2 separate regions of the Homo sapiens genome follow, and region 1 is linked to region 2. The links are chromatin loops, found by intact Hi-C in ENCODE. Cell type or tissue: natural killer cell. All regions are shown on one strand. Links, peaks and the distances in the headings refer to the core of each region. The heading gives the core; the rest is flanking DNA.

Evidence for each region. Hi-C counts contacts between places; a loop is a spot of excess contacts. Peaks named below come from ENCODE experiments on the same cell type or tissue, not always from the same donor. Only the 100,000 strongest peaks of a DNase experiment are listed, where the experiment ranks them.
Region 1: a loop joins it to region 2, with 3 times the contacts of the local background. A loop is called at or near these places in 8 of 110 quality-filtered maps.

Annotation. Positions count from the first base shown.
Region 1 is chr5:180,086,233-180,095,622 of GRCh38, reverse strand. It overlaps the pseudogene LOC646058. Among named protein-coding and RNA genes, the nearest start is that of RNF130, 19 kb to the right of the region's middle. RefSeq lists a cis regulatory region at 1,808-1,825, an enhancer at 1,745-1,889 and a silencer at 4,967-5,096. In natural killer cell, for the core only: CTCF peaks have their summits at 4,801 and 5,004 (motif pointing right); DNase peaks (open chromatin) are centred at 4,332 and 5,022; H3K4me3 peaks cover 538 bases; H3K27me3 peaks cover 165 bases.
Region 2 is chr5:180,003,162-180,011,161 of GRCh38, reverse strand. The region is part of intron 3 of RNF130 (ring finger protein 130); the gene reads left to right. Among named protein-coding and RNA genes, the nearest start is that of MIR340, 8.2 kb to the left of the region's middle. RefSeq lists an enhancer at 3,111-3,612. In natural killer cell, for the core only: no CTCF peak of the experiment used is centred there; no DNase peak of the experiment used is centred there; H3K27ac peaks cover 1,054 bases.

The DNA.
Region 1 (9,390 bases), core at 858-8,857, 84 kb before region 2:
CGTTAGCACTCACATAGACAACCTCTTCATCTAGAACACGTCTTTATAGTTGATCGTTTGATCTTACACATCGAGACCCTTTGCAGGAAACCTGCCAGGAGGCTACTGAAGACCTGGATAAAGGGTCTACGGGTCAACACTCAGAGAGAAGGTAACTGAGCCCTGGAAATTCAGATGTTTAGAGGTTGAAGAAATAAGGAAAATCCATCAAGGGCATTGAGAGTTTCTGGAAGTTAAGAAGGAAACCACGGAAGAGACAGAAGCTGTTAAAGAAAGACTCGAGAAGCAGCAGCCACCCAGCTGTGTCACATGCTGCTGAGAACATCCAATAAGAACCAAGAGCTGGCCTGGGGATTGGGCAATGTGGACATCAATAGTGACCTCAAAAGAAGGAATTTCAGTGAAATGTTGGGGATGAAAGTCTGCCTGAAGATGATTCCAAAGCAGATGGAAAGACCAACTATCCAATGGAAAAATGGGTAAGAAACGGTTCACAGAAGAGGAAATGTACATAGCTCGAACATGTAAAAAGATGCTCACGATGGCCGGGCGTGGTGGCTCACGCCTGTAATCCCAGCACTTTGGGAGGCCGAGATGGGTGGATCACGAGGTCAGGAGATCAAGACCATCCTGGCTAACACAGTGAAACCCCGTCTCTACTAAAAATACAAAAAATTAGCTGGGCGTGGTGGCAGGTGCCTGTAGTCCCAGCTACTTGGGAGGCTGAGACAGGAGAATGGCGTGAACCCGGGAGGCGGAGCTTGCAGTGAACCGAGATCCCGCCACTGCACTCCAGCCTGGGCGGCAGAGCGAGACTCCGTCTCAAAAAAACCAAACCAAACCAAACAAACAAACAAAAGATGCTCACGGTGATAGAAACTTTCAAGTTCTCTGAAAGACGACCACACTGATTTGCCATTTTTACCTCTTAGATTGACAGAAAACTAATAGTAATGTTTTGAAGCACAGCTGGGGAAACAAGCACTCGTCATTGCTGTTTGGAGTGTAAATTGATGCTCTCCCATGGAGGTGGATTTGGCGGTTGCCATCAAAATTACAGGCCGGGCGTGGTGGCTCATGTCTGTAATCCCAGCACTTTGGGAGGCCGAGGCGGGCGGATCACCTGAGGTCTGGAGTTCGAGACCAGCCTGGCCAACATGGTGAAACCCCATCTCTACTAAAAAATACATAAAATTAGCCTTGTGTGGTGGCGCATGCCTGTAATCCCAGCTATTCGGGAGGCTGAGGCAGGAGAATCACTTGAACCCTGGGGGCAGAGGTTGCAGTGAGCTGAGATCGTGCCACTGTATTCCAGCCTGGGAAACAAGAGCAAGACTTCGTCTCAAAACAACAACAACAAATTACAAATATGTGGATGCTGTGACATGGCAATGTCACCTCCAGCAAGTAATCTTCCCTTCACCCTTACACACCTTCAAATGAAGTCTGCATATGGCTATTCGTCACAGCAGTGTTTGACAGCAAAAGATTGGAAACAACCCTTGTCCATAAATAGGAAGCCAGGAAAACACATCCCTGTGTGCCTCCCCATTGAATACTCTGCAGCTGTAATAAGGATGCTTCATGTACTGACGTGGAAAGGCACCCTCACCCCACAATGGACGTACCAGCCCACCAGCATGGTTAAGTGGCCCCACAAATCCTTGCCAACGCTTAGCATCAGGATTATGTTCCTGCAGCAAGACATATGCCACCAAAATGAGGAAATAAACCAAGAAAGATGATGTGGGTCAGCAGTCACAGGACCCAACGCAGGGAGAGAACAGGAAGTCCTGGGAGACAGCCTCTTATCAGCACCCAGCAGATGACAGCCAGTGGGAGGACAGGGCTCCAGGAGAAGCCCAAACGCCTCTGCGGAACAGAAAACATGAAAGGAAGGGGGAGTGGGAATGGCAGCTTCTGTTAAAAGCCTCTTAACACTATAAATTACCTTTAAGTACTACTTTGATTTTTTTTAAATGGATTTTAAGCTGGGCATGGTGGCTCATGCCTGCAGTTCCAGCACTTTGGGAGGCAGGAGGATAACTTGAGGCCAGGCGTTCAAGACCAGCCTGGGCAACATAGGGAGACCTTGTCTCTACAAAAAATTTAAAAATTAGCCAGGCGTAGTGGCGCACACCTGTAGTCCCAGCTACTTGGGAGGCCGAGGGAGGGGAATAGCTTGAGCCCAGGAGTTCAAGGCTGCGGCGAGCTATAATTGAGCCACTGCCCTCCAGCCTGAGTGATAGAATGAGACCCTGTCTCCCATCCCCCCAGAAAAACATTTTACAACCAAAAAGTACAGTAAATCACTGTAGGGAGTAGGGTAGAGCTCCCAAAGCTGAGAGGGCCTATGGCCTAGCAAGAGAGCTCTGCACCCAAAGAAATGAGCAGGAAAACAGGGAAGGGGAGTACACAGACAGCAAAAGGTGGGTCTCTCTCAAATGTGATGTTCCTCCAAAATAATAGCATCTCAGACACACGCAGCTACCAGAGGAGGAAACACCCTGGGGCCCAGGCCCAGGGAGGGAGAGCCGGGGAGCTCCTCAGGGCCGTGAGGATGAAGGGTATTTGCCAAGCATCAGGAGCAGGAATCTCAAAGGGCAGGCAGAGGAGAGGAGCCGAGGGAAACCTACGGACCCCCTTCCCAGCAAAACGAGTGCAAGGGGTAAAAAGGATTTTTTTAAGCCTCCAGAAATTGTCTTTTTTTTTTTTTTTTTTTTGAGACAGAGTCTCACTCTGTTGCCCAGGCTGGAGTGCAGTGTCACAATCTGGCTCACTGCAACCTCCGCCTCCCGGGTTCAAGCAATTCTCCTGCCTCAGCCTCCTGAGTAGCTGGGATTACAGGCGCCCACCACCATGCCTGGCTATGTTTTTTTTGTATTTTTAGTAGAGACGGGGTTTCACCATGTTGGTCAGGCTGGTCTCGAACTCCTGACCTCGTGATCCGCCTGCCTCGGTCTCCCAAATGCTGGGATTACAGGCGTGAGCCACCACGCCCGGCCCGGAAGTTGTCTTAAAATAATAGACCAAATGAAGAAAAACTGATTCAAGAAAAAATCTACTGAAGCTCAGTAAGAACAGTGAGCACTATGAAATTTGAACTATTACCACTTCCTCCATCCTTACTCTCAGCTCAGAGTGACAAAAGCTCTGTGCCAGGTGGGTGCAGTCAACAACACAAAGCTCTCTGTCCCCCAGCTCCCAGGCAAGGCTACCATATCCCCACGGGAGGGGCAGGCTTCCAGCATCTCTCTCCGCAAGCCCAGCTCTGTGTTAGAAGCTAAATCTGGAGCAAGTGCAGCTGAGAGGTCAGGGCCCCCTCCTCCACTCAGCCCTTCCATTGCAGAGTGGAGACTCTGCCCTAGGTGCTTCAGTCTGAGCACACCGAGTCAGGCTGGCTCCAGCTCACTCAGGGTGGAAATTCCATGCTGGGAGAGGCAAGCCAGGAAGATCAGAGGCCGCAGTCCCCACCCAGTCCACTCATCAAGCAAGGGTGTCACTCTGAGAAAGTGGGCCGTTGTCCCTACCACCCACAGTGAAGCAGTGACTGAGAAATTTTGCCCAGGAGAGGAGAGGCAAGGCACAGGACAGACAGCTTCTAAGCTCTCCCCAAAGGAATTGCCTTTATTTGAACACAGTGTAGGTAAGTTCAAGGCTAAGGGCACTCAAAAAACAAGAGAGGCTAGGTGTGGAGGCCGACGCCTGTAATCCTAGCACTTTAAGAGGCTGAGGCAGGTGGATCACCCGAGCTCAGAATTTTGAGGCCAGCCTGGCCAGCATGGTGAAACTCCGTCTTTACCAAAAATATAAAAAATTAGCCTGGTGTGGTGGCACACGCCTGTAATCCCAGCTACTTGGGAGGCTGAGGCAGGAGAATCGTTTCAACCCAAGAGACAGAGGTTGCAGTGAGCCGAGATTGTGCCGCTGCACTCCAGCCTCGGCGACAGAGCTGGACTGTCTAAAAACAAAACAAAAACAGTAGAGATCGTGTTGGTAAGCGATTAACAGATAACTAGTAGCTTCAACAGAGCAACAAGCTAAACCATAAGCCAGCCAATTTACCAGATAGAACCATGGAGAAAGCAGCCACAAAGAGCCCTCTGGGGTCAGAATGAACCTCGAAGACTGACCTGGAACACTGCCCCTGCAGAGGCACCTGCATTTAATTGAATCAAACTGTGGAGAAATGTTGGTCCCAGGACCTGGTCTTAACAGTAGAACCATCATCCAGCAGTTGGTGGCGCCTAACAGCTGGTGCGAGACCAACAAAGGCAGACAGTTAACAGAATTACGAGGGAAAGGGACAGCCAAAGAGAGCCCTGCTAAAGCCACCGCCACCCCAGGATGACTGTGAGCATGCCCAAGGCTCCCCCTGAGGAGCAACATCAGAGGCATCACCTTGCAGGTGAAACAGACTGCGTTAAAATAGCCCAGTTAAGTCTCATGCTTTTCCCTGGCACGTGGCCTGCACCTGAGGCCTTTGCTCTCTATTTTTTGCCAGTTTGCCAGTAAAACTTTACTTATCAAAACAGGCAGCCAGCCTGTGGGCAATAGCTTACTGATTTAATTTTTTTAAATACTGCCTTGTTTATCCTGATTCTCTCCCGTGCCTTGGCATCCCTGGGAAGTTGCTTACTTAAGAGGCCAAGGGGCCGGGGGCGGTGGCTCACGCCTGTAATCCCAGCCCTTTGGGAGGCGGAGGTGGGGGGGGGGGGTGGGGATCATTTGCGGTCAGGAGTTCGAGACCAGCCTGGCCAACAAGGTGAAACCCCTTTTCTACTAAAAACTCAAAAATTAGCCGGGCGTGGTGGCACACGCCTGTACTCCCAGCTACTCAGGAGGCTGAGGCAGGAGAATGGCTTGAACCCGGGAGGCGGAGGTTGCAGTGAGCCGAGATCTCGCCACTGCACTCCAGACACAGCGAGACCACGTCTCAAAAAAAAAAAAAAAGAAGCCGAGGCCGTCGCCGGCCCGCGCCGAACCGCCAGGGGGCGCCCTCCCTCCGGCACCGCCCACTCAGCCCGGCAGGAATCCGGGGCACAGGGGGCCCCTGACGCCGCGCTGGGCGTCCCGAGTGCTGGGCGTCAGATTTGCTCCTTCGCGCTCCTCCGGCGGCAGCGCTCCTCCCCACCCCGCCCCCAGCAATCGCCCACCGACCTGCGTCCCTTTCTCCGCCGAGATGCCTTGGGATCTGCTCCCTCCTTCCCCTCACGGACCCTCCCCCAGGTCTGGCCTCAGCTGCTCCCACCTCCTGAGGTTTTTCTCGCGTTTTGATTTTAGGGCGGGCCTCCCAGCACGAAAGCCTGACCTAAAATCAAGGCTGATTATAGTTCCTGCTCCCAAACAATCCTTCCCTTCAGCCAGACCTGAGCCTCCTGAGAGCCCGCGGCTGAGCTGAGGGAGAGCCCTCGCGACCCCCGCGGGGGATGTGGGCGAGAAAGCGCCTCACTCTCCTCCCGCGCAAAACGCCGGAGAGACCGGAAAACGCAGCCGTCGAGGTGCGCAATATTTTAATGCCATGTTTTTAAAAGTTAAAGTTAATGAAAAAGTCCATGAACAAAATATCAACATTTTAAATAAAGACAGGATTGGATTTTTTTTTTTTTTGACGGAGTCTCTCCCCGTCGCCCAGGCTGGAGAGCAGCGGCGCCATCTCTGCTCACTGCAACCTCCGCCTCCCGAGTTCAAGCGATTCTCCTGCCTCAGCCTCCTGAGTAGCTGGGATTACAGGCGCCCGCCGCCATGTTTGGCTAATTTTTTGCATCTTTAGTAGAGACGGGGTTTCACCATATTGGCCAGGCTGGTCTCGAACTCCTGACTTCGTGATCCCCCCACCTCATCCTCCCAAAGTGCTGGGATTACAGGCGTGAACCACCGCGCCTGGCCGGATTGGATTTTTCTTTTGGCCTCAGGCTCCAGTCCTCTGACTGACCTTGTCTTTGACTTTTGAAAATATTGTATTAAAATATTATTTATGCTGATGACTGAGATTTTGAGGACCCTTCTCCAATTTTCCACCTGAGGCAACCATCTCACTCACTTCATCCCAGTCCCAGCCCCCTGTAGAGACAGTCAATAAACAAGTAATAGGTGGATGTGGTGGCTCACGCCTGTAATCCCAGCACTTTGGGAAGCCAAGGTGGGCAGATCACCTGAGGTCAGGAGTTCTAGACCAGCCTGGCCAACATGGTGAAATCCCATCTCTACAAAAAATATAAAAATCAGCTGGGCGTGGTGGCACGCGCCTGTAATCCCAGCTACTCGGGAGGCTGAGGCAGGAGAATCACTTGAACCTGTCGGAGTTTGCAGTAAGCTGAGATAGGGCCATTGCACTCCAGCTGGCGACAGAGCAAGACTCTGTCTCAAAAAAAAAAAAATACATAAAAGAAAAGTAATAATTTCAGAAAGTGATAAGATCTAGAGAAAATTAAACATGACCACGTGACCCAGCAACTCCACCCTCCTAGGTATTCCATTCCAAAAGAAATGACAACATACAGTCACACAAAAACTTGCACACAAATGTACATAGCCACACTGCTCACAATAGCCGAGGAGTGGGGAACAAACAAAATGTACTTCAGTGGATGAATGCTACACAAAATGTGGCTGTGATCTTATCAAATATACATTTGGTCTTCATCCGGGCTTCCTGGCCTACAACTGCTAGAATCCTCAGAATCTCCACAGTAGTGTCTTTCATATGCTAAAGAGGTGGGTGAAGGCGGGCAGCCCCCAGGTAGCTCCAGGATGGGGCTGGTCACCAGAAGGACCAAGGCAGGACTAGAGGCCTGGGACTTTCAGCCTCACCCCCCAGCCTCCGGGGAGCGGAGAGGGGCTGAAGGTTAAGTTGGTCACCCATGGCCAGTGATTTCACCAGCCACGCCCAAGAAATGAAGCCTCCGTATAACCTCCAGGATAGCTGAACACATGGAGGTTCCTGGAGGGCCGCGTGCCCAGGGAGGGGTAGAACCTTCGTGCCCCTTTCCCCATGCCTTGCCCAGGCATCTCTTCATCTGTATTCTTCCCAATACCCTTTATAATAAACCAGCAAATGTAAGTGTGTCCCCGAGTTCTGTGAGCCACTCTCGCAAATTAATTGAACGCAAGGAGGGCGTCATGGGAACCCCAACTTGAAGCCGGTCCCTCAGAAGTTCCTGAGGCCCTGACTTGGGAGTGGCATCAGAAGTGGAGGCAGTCTTGGGGACTGAGCCCCACCCTGTGGGCTCTGACGCTCTCTCCAGGTAGATAGCATTAGAATATAGAGGACACCCAGCTGGTGCCTAATGCAGAATTGGTTGCTTGCTTGCTGATGTGTGGGGAGAAACCCCCAACATTTGGTCACCGAAGCCTTCTGTGTTGCTTACTGTGGCGTGGGAGCAGAGGAAAAACGGTTTGTGTTTTTTCCACTCACAGATGGTTCTCTTGAAGTTTTTTCTGCCCATACATGCTGCACTGTTCTATACTGGGGCTGACCTCAGTTCAAAACTGGGAGACAAGAAAGAAAAAGCAACTGGGAAACTTGCCCTTGAATAGGTCATTCTTCAAGTTTCAGCTCTTCTCTCCTATCCACCTGCTATTGTTAACACTGCAGAGTCCTTAGCTAGTGACTTGTTGATTTTGTCCCTAGACAGCGGCATGGATGGATTGTAGTGGTCTCTTACTTCATCTTGGCCAGCTTCAGAATCCAAAATGTAATATTTAACCTCCCTAATTACGACGAATGTTAATTCTCCCATTTATTTTATTTTATTTTTTATTTTTTTGAGATGGAGTCTTGCTCTGTTGCTCAGGCTGGAGTGCAGTGGTGCAATTTCGGCTCACTGCAACCTCTGCCTCCTGGATTCAAAGGATTCTCCTGCCTCAGCCTCCCGAGTAGCTGGGATTACAGGTGCCCACCACCATGCCCGGGTAATTATTTTTTTGTATTTTTTAGTGGAGACAGGGTTTCACTATGCTGGTCAGGCCGGTCTCAAACTCCTGACCTTGGGTGATCCGCCCACCTCAGCCTCCCAAAGTGCTGGGATTACAGGCGTGAGCCACTGCGCCTGGCCGATTCTCCCATTTTAAGGATTAAAAAGTTGAGGTTTAAAGAGGTATAGTCATCTGCCCAACCTGTATAGCCAATGCTAAGGTTTATTTAAAATTAACTGATGAAACCTGTGTGGGGTGGAGTCAGAAAGCAGGAGAGGGTAAAAGAAAACAGGTGATGGAAGAACAGAGTGGTAGGGGAGGAAGAGGGTGAAATGGGAGAGAAAAGGAAGAGAAGGCCAGGCACAGTGGCTCACACTTGTAACCTGAATGCTTTGGGAGGCTGAGGTGGGAGGATCACTTGAGGCCAGGAGTTCCAGGCCAGCCTGGGCAGCATAGCAAGACCGTGTCTCAACAACAACGAAAAAGCATCCAGGCATGGTGGGGCGTGGCTGTAGCCTTATCTACTCAGAAGGCTGGGTCAGGAGCATGGCTTGAGCCTGGGAGTTTGAGGCTGCAGTGAGCTATGATTGTGCCACTGCCCTCCAGCCTGGGCAGCAGAGCCAGATCCTGTGTAAAAAAAAAAAAAAAAAGGCACTGCGGCTGCAGAATGGTCGGCGGTGGGAGGAAGTGCAAGCCCAGCGGGGAGGGGCCTGTGAAAAAATGGTTAATGTGAAGAAAAGTAAATTCTATGAAGCTGATGTGGTCTTCGACAAGAAGTAGAAAATCATTATAAGCTCTCTTCACCTGAAGATTCCGATCGTTTCTGGAAGTTCTTTGAAGAACTTGATCCTGAAAAGCCAGCTGATCACTTTCTGCAAGCCTCGGACTTCAGTTAGGTGGTCCTTATGATATCCTTGCTGGAAAACATAAAATTAAGAAAAATTCAACAGGCCTGAATGTTAGCCTTCATTGGAGGTTTTACCATGATCCTCCTGAGTTCCAGACCGTCATTATTGGAGATAATAAAACTCAGTACCACATGGGGTATTTCAGGGATTCTTCTGATGAACTTCCTGCATATGTTGGTATAAATGAAGCAAAGAAAAAGTGTACAATTGTTCCAAATGGAGATAATGTATTTGTGGCAGTCAAATTATTTTTGATGAAAAAACTTAAAGAAGTAACGCATAAAAAGAAAACTAGGCCGGGTGCAGTGGCTCACGCCTGTAATCCCAGCACTTTGGGAGGCCGAGGCGGGTGGATCACCTGAGGTAGGGAGTTTGAGACCAGCCTGACCAACATGGAGAAACCCCATCTCTACTAAAAATACAAAATTAGCCGGGCGTGGTGGCGCATGCCTGTAATCCCAGCTACTCGGGAGGCTGAGGCAGGAGAATCGCTTGAACCCGGGAGGTGGAAGTTGCAGTGAGCCAAGATCGTGCCATTGCACTCCAGCCTGGGCAACAACAGCAA
Region 2 (8,000 bases), core at 1-8,000:
ATTATTTTGTATTTGAGTTTATCCGACGTGTTGTGTTCCTTCGTGATTAGTTTCAGGTTATATGCGTTTTGTGAAAATGTAGATTTGCTTGCATTTGTAAGAGATAATACAAATACAAAGATGTCTCTTATCCCCTTCACTCATTTCTCCTTGTGGTAACAACATGTATAACTGTGGTCAGTATCATAACCTGGAAATTGGCATGGATGCAATCCACTGATCTTCCTAAATACACTGAAATCTCCCCACCTCTCCAGTTTAATGTGTACTTATTTGTGTATGTGTGTGTCTGTCTTTAGTCTGTGTAGTTTTATCGCATGTGTAGATTCACATGACCAACAACACGGTCAGGATACAGACCAGTTCCATCACAAGGAACCCTTGTGCTACTCTTTTATAACCACAGCCACCTCCCTCCTTCCCCCTTCCCTAATCTACCAGGAATCTGTTTCTCATCTCTATAGTTTTGTCATTTCAAGAATGTTAAATAGGTGGAATCATGGGCCAGGCACGGTGGCTCACACCTGTAATCCCGGCACTTTGGGAAGCCAAGGCAGGTGGATCACTTGAGGTCAGGAGTTCAAGACCAGCCTGGCCAACATGGCAAACCCCATCTCCACTAAAAATACAAAAATGTAGCTGGGCAAGGTGCCATGCGCCTGTAGTCCCATCCATTCAGGAGGCTGAAGCACGAGAATTGCTTGAACTTGGGAGGCAGAGGCTGCAGTGAGCCATGATCGTACCACTGCACTCCAGCCTGGGTGACAGAGTGAGACTCTGTTTCAAAAAAATAAAGAAAAAAATGTTATATAGGTGGAATCATATAGTATGTAACCTCTAGAGTTTGGAATTCTTCACTTCCTCACTCAGCATAATTACCTTGAGATACTTTTTTTTTTTTTTTTTTTTTTTTTTTTGAGATGTAGTCTCACTGTCGCCGAGGCTGGAGTGCAGCGGCTGGATCTCAGCTTACTGCAAGCTCCGCCTCCCAGGTTCACGCCATTCTCCTGCCTCAGCCTCCGGAGTAGCTGGGACTACAGGTGCCTGCCACCGTGCCTGGCTAATTTTTTGTATTTTTAGTAGAGATGGGGTTTCACCGTGTTAGCCAGGATGGTCTCGATCTCCTGACCTTGTGATCCGCCCACCTCAGCCTCCCAAAGTGCTGGGATTACAGGCGTGAGCCACTGCGCCCGGCCAAGATACTTTCAAGTTGTTATGTGTATCAGTCATTTATTCCTTTTTATGGCCGAACTATATCCCATGGTTTGGATGTACCACCGTTTGTTTAATTGCTCGCTCATTGAAGGATATCTGGGATGTTTTCAGATTTTGGCTATTACAAATAAAGCAGCTGTGAACAATCACATACAGGTTTTGGTGTAAACATGAGTTTTCGTTTCCCTGGGATAAATGTGTAATTTCTGAGTTCAGTGTAAATTCCAAGAGTGAAGTTTTTGGGCTGTTAAGATAAGTGCATATTTAGTTCTGTAGGAAACTGTTAGACTCATTTTGCAAAGTGGCCATACCATTTTGCATTCCTGCTAGAAATGTATGACTGATCCAGTTCCTCCACACTCTCGACAGCACTTGGTGTTTTCATCTCTTGTGATTGTTGAGTTGTGTAGTAACATCTCTTGTGGTTTTAGTTTGCATTTCTCTAATTAGACATTTTTTATGTGCTTGTTTGCCATCCGTATATCCTCTTCAGTGAAATATCCATTCATGTCTTTTGCCCATTTTCTACCTAGATTGTTTTTCACTGTTGAATTTTGAGAGCTTTTTATGTATTCCAGATACAAGTCCTTCGTCAAATATGTGGCTTGCAGAGATTATCTCCCAGTCTGTATTTTGTTTTGTTCAACCTCTTAACAAGGTCTTTGAAAAGCAAAAATTTCTAATTTTTATGGTTTATTAATTTTTTCTTTTATGAATTGTGCTTTTGGTGTCAAGTCTAAAAATTCTTTACTTATCCCTAGATATCCCAAAGATTTTCTACTATTTTTCCTGGAAGTTTTATATTATGTTTTACATTTAAGTCTGTGATTAGTTTATTTGAAGGCTTTCCTGTTTTCTAATGTAAGAATTAAGTGCTATAAATTTCTCTCTCAGCACTTCTTTAAGGCTATGCCTCACATATTTTGATATGCTGTATTTTCATTTTCATTCAGTCCTATGTATTTTTTTCTTTTGAGACTTCTTCTTTTACCCATACATTACTGAGAAGTATGTTATTGAATTTCCAGTAGTTTAGATATTTTACTTTTTTTTTTTTCCTTTTGAGAGAGGGTCTTACTCTGTCACCCAGGCTGGAGTGCAGTGATACGATCTCAGCTCACTGCAACCTCCACCTCCCGGGTTCAAGTGATTCTCTGACCTCTGCCTCCCGAGTAGCTGCGATTACAGGCGCATGCCACCGTGTCCGGCTAACTTGTATTTTTTGGTAGAGATGAGGTTTCACTGTGTTGCCCAGGCTGGTCTTGAACTCCTGACCTCAAGCGATCTGTGCACCTCAGCCTCCCAAAGTGCTGGGATTACAGACATGAGCCACTGTGTCCTGCCAAGATTTTACTATTATCTTAGTGTTACTGATTTCTGGTTTGATTCCATTATGCTCAGAGAAATACTCTATGATTTCAGTTCTCTTCTGTTTCTTGAAGTTTGTTTTATGATGTAGGATGTAGTTTGTCTTAGTCAGTGTTTCATTGGTGCTTAGAAAAAATATTCTGCTGTTGGGTGGCATGTTCTCTGGGTGTTAATTAGACCAGTGGGCACAGCTTTTCTTCCTGAGGAGCCGGGCTGGGAGAGCCTATTCCCACTGGGCTCTGTGAGACCAGGGTGGGAGGAGGATTGTGATTTTGCCCTTGGCGCCTGGCTGGAGTAGAATGAATATTACTGCAAGTGTTTTCTGATGTTAGGCCATCCTTCTCTTGGTACTTTGGCTAGCGGAGTTGGGCTTTTCTCGGCTTTTTCTGGGGTCGGGTGGTGGGCTGCTCTGGTCCTGTTGGCTGTTCCAGGTTGGAGGCTTCTGCAGCACATTGTCAGGAATCTATGGGGGAAGTAAGGAAGCTTGGAAGCCACCACCCGTTTCTCATGTCTTGAGGGCCCCAGGCAGCCCACCTCCTTTTCCCTCCTATAACATGTAATATACCTGTTAAAAAAAAAAAAAAAAAAAACTAAAAGATTTGTTTTTAAAATATGTTGACATACGAAACACTGAAAGTAAAATGAGAAGGAGCTGCTCTGGAGTGGTGTTGTTGACAGGCAAGCCTGTGTTAGTGGACTGGGTGTAGCTCACCCTGAGGACGTTGGAACAAAGGCTCACGGTTGTCCCAGGAGCCTGCTATTGGAAGATAGTGCTTTAATTAGCACCCAGTGTGGGGCCGGGGCTGATGAAGGAGGAAACATAATCACCATCTGGTGCAGGCCACAAACTGCGAGCTTGTTTCCTAGCATTTATTTTGCGGCTGACTGCATGCAGGATCCTTCCAAAGCGTCTCTCCAGATGCTACTGTGGTGGAAAGTGATGTTCTGACCTTTTTTCCTCCTTCCGTTTTCCCCAAGGTTGACAAATGCTTGATGAAATTTTTATGTGGCTTAAAAAGCTTAGCTTATTAAAGTTTAATAAGAAGGTGGCAGCAGCTAGACTGGTTGAAACCTTTGGCTATTTTAAAAGAGAAGCCATAATATTAGCAAAGGAAAACCAGTGAGTTTAAGGACAGACTCTGATTTTCTCTCACAAACTGTTTTTGTTTTTGTTTTTTGAGACTGGGTCTCACTCTGTCACCCAGGCTGGAGTGCAGTGGCGCGATCTTGGCTCACTGCAACCTCTGCCTCCTCGGCTTAAGCAATTCTCCTGCCTCAGCCTCACACGTAGCTGGGACTAAAGATGTGTGTCACCATGCCTGGCTAATTTTTGTATTTTTAGTAGAGATGGGATTTCACCATGTTGGCCAGGCTGGTCTCAAACTCCTTACCTCATGTGATCCTCCTGCCTCAGCCTCCCAAAGTGCTGGAATGACAGGCATGAACCTCCACACCTGGCCCCCACAAACTGTTATCATGAAGCAGTTCTTCCTGTAGAACATGCTACCAAAGAGATCCATATATTGTAAATAACTTTCTAAGCATAGTAAAATGCTCACAATTGAGAACATTTTGCATGTGATATAAGAATCTAATGCTTTGGCTTTTCAGTTCATGACTAAGTGTCTGTGGTTTGCTCTTCCTGGAAAACTGTCAGAATGTATCTAATTACTATCTATAGGTGTAGATAGTTCAAACTACCACTGATGGTAAACTTAAATGTCGCTGTCAAATTAAGTCACTGATAGTTATTTTACACAAAACGGTAGATGTTTGTTACCTTTATTTTGAATAAATGCTTAAGGATTTTCTGAAAAATGTAAAATGTTTAACAGTTACATGGTTAATATTGCACCTTTAATTTCAAAGTGGTCAAATTTAATTTCTAAAGCAGAACAATGAAATTTTCATTTTACTGTTTAGGAACGGGGCAGATGTAAAATATTCTGCCACTTAATGGACTCCTGAATATTTAGAATGTATTCTTAAAACTTCCCAGTGAAAATGCATGTGCTTTTTAAGGTATTTAAAATTTGTAAAAGCTTCTTGCCATAACATGTGTATATAATATTCTTTGACTTTATAAGTATCTCAGGGTTGCTGAAATGAAATACACTCTTATTGCCCATTTTCATCATGAAAGGTCAGTAGCTAATTGGAGAATGCATTTGCCTGTCAGAATGTGGAAATATATGGAACATTCCTGTGTCAGAGAAAGGTTAAAACTTTGCATGAGTACAGTTAATCTTTGAAAACTGGTGGGTTCAAAAGGTTTTTTTTTTTCTTCCACATTGGAAGAGAGGAAGTATTGTATATACTGCCAAGATTTGTCCTACAGAAAAGGATTATATGGCCCCAAAACAGACTTCTTTTGTCATTTTAGATGGCAGAGTGAATTTTGTTCATTATGTTTCTTAAGGATTAACAATTCCAGAAGAACTGGAAAGGGGAAATAGATGTTTGAGCTGAGAAGTTATTATCTTACCAGTTTTAAAAAAATACTGCAAATACTCTGATACCTTGTTTTTCATGTCCTGCCATTTTGTAAATAAATAACACTTTTCATATACAGAGACTGTATTATATACCTTCTAAATATTACATGTCAGGGGCTTAAGATCTGATTTTTTTAAAGCACAAAATATGCTCTTAAGATCATAGTGTTTGCAAGATAATTCATTTCTATATCCTTGGGGTTTAGCATGGGGCCTGGCACATCACACTGCCTCAGTAAATATTTCAATGAATTCAAGAATGAGCTTACCTTCTGTTGCAATGACAGATGCAGTCAAAATACTGTGTGGTATAGGAGTTATTCTTTGGGGGCAGAGTGATATTACTCTCAGGGAGTCAAGGACACTTCACAGAGAAGGTAGGTTGTGACCTTGGAGCTGAATTTTAAAGGATGAATTAAGACTTCATCAGATGGAGATGAAGGAGAGTCAGGCAAATGGATCATTTTCCACAGAGAGATGAAAGAGTTGAATGACTGAAACATCAGGAATAGTGGGCAGGAGACTTGTGAGTGTTGAGCTGATATTAGATGAATAAATTGTCACTAGACTATGAAGGGCATGAATCACATAAGAAAGTTAGGCTTTATTCTATAATCAATATGGTTTCTGTTGGTGTTGTTGTTGTTGTTTTTCTGAGACAGAGGCTTGTTCTGTCGCCCAGGCTGGAGTACAGTGGCTCGATTAACAGCTCACTGCAAGCTCCGCCTCCCAGGTTCAGACCATTCTCCTGCCTCAGCCTCCTGAGTAGCTGGAATTACAGGTGCCCACCACCAGGCCCGACTAATTTTTGTATTTTTAGTAGAGACGGGGTTTCGCCATGTTGGCCAGGCTGGTTTCAAACTCCTGACCATAGGTGATCCACCCGCCTCGGCCTCCCAAAGTGCTGGGATTACAGGCACGAGCCACCACGCCGGGCCATCAGTACGGTTTTTTAGCAGTGGAGTGATATACAATTCTTTTCTGGTGCGAGAGACTTAGGGAGAAGGAGCTATGAAAAGAGGAAATATTGAAGAGCAAAGGAAGATGATATTAATAAAATAAGGTTATGTAGAGAGGAGAGGAGTGATCTGGGCACAGGCAGATGGTGTCTTGCAAAAGAGTTAACAGAGGCTTCTTTTGAGAAAAAAAAATGGGAAAAAATGGTGGTGAATGAATGAAGGAGGGTGCAGACTACAAGGCACTTTGCATTGGGGAAAGATTTTATACCTAGATTTCACCAGTGTTTACAAAAAGAAAACCCTACTCTGTGCAGATACAGACTTACTCTAATTCTGTGAGAGAGTTCTGATTGCCGAATGGCAAAACCTGAGATGAATTTCATCAAAGTGACCTATCCTCAATATACTCTGAACCATTTGGCTTTGAACCAACTATTCCTATTAGATTAAGCCGTAAGAATTGTTTTAACTTGTTTTCTGCCAATTCAAACATTTTGTCACTTTGCTTTCAAATATAGAATGGTGTTTATTGTTGCAGCTTTGACCAGATGAGATAAGATAATCTGGCCCCTAACAAACCCCTCAAGCTGTATGCTATAGAAAGTCTTTTCAGCATTTTATAGTGGAGGAAGAACTGAAGTGGAAAGGAGATCTATGGTCCTAGTCCGAATACTTTTAGTAACTTCAGACAGATCTCCTCATCTCTTTCTGGGGCTTGGTTTTTCTCCTTTGTAAAATGATGCCTTTCTGTGGTTTTGTCATTTCTAACATTCTGTGTGTGATGAGGTGTAAATTTGAGGAGTTTTATTATTAAAGGAATAGGGCACAGTGTGAAGTACGGAGAATATCAGTGAGTGGGTAGCGTATTACGGGAAAATGCTTTGAAACCAGGGTTTGTACTTCATTTAGTGAGTCTCAAACTTTAGTATACAAAAGAATCATGTGAGAGCTCCTTTTAGGGGCTGGAGCACTTTTTAAAATTGCAAATTTCCAAGATCGTTCCTCCCCTTAATTCAGCAAGTCTGGATAGGGCCTACTTACTAGCCTTTGATGTGGGCAAATTATTTAATCTCTGCCTCAATCTCCTCTTCTGTAAAATGGGATATTATAGTTCTTTTCTCATAAAATGATTGTGACGATAACACGAGTCAGTACTTGTGAAGGGCTTAGAACAGTACCTAGCACATGGTATGTACCGAATAAACCTTAGTTAGTATAGATTTTATTATTATATATTACTAAGCATTCAAGGTAGATTTAATGCATCTGCCCCATGGACCACACCTTGAAAAACAGTGACTTAATGGCATGGTGTTTAGGTGAAGGTAAGAGACTTTAATAAAAAGTGATCTTCATGGAAGAATTTTGTACCTCATCGTAGGTACTTGAGAGTTAGCCGGATGCAAATAGACTTAGAATGAAAAATTTTAAAAAAATAGTGGCTTTTAGACAGATTCCAGGAAGAGATCAAATTGTACACACATACATAGACACTTATACCTGTCACAGGTTTACCTGTCGCAAAGTGATGGGAAATGTTAAAGGACTGATTAAAAACTCAAAGGATAATTCAGAAGAAGGTAGTAATACTGAAGCCAAGTCCAAAGAAAAATTACAGTGAAGGTATTGACATTAATACCTAACACAGAGAAGAGATATTTTGTCCTTGTGCTATAAGAGGTGTTCAAAGTTCAGAGGTGGAAAATATGATCTACCTAAATATTTGTAGGTCTCTGATTAGATAACCTACATGCATTCACGTCAGCTTGCTGAAGACTGGACTGCTTCCACCAGCACCTGCTCTCTGCTTTTGGCTATTCCATAATGCAGTGTGATGGCAGGCGCTCTCACACGGCTCATCACCGAGCCAGAAGTCTGGGGGCACCTCTCCTCAAACCCCCCTCTTCGTGCCTCCATGTCAGTCATGAGGTTCTGTCGGTTTTACCTGCTAAATCTTTCTTGA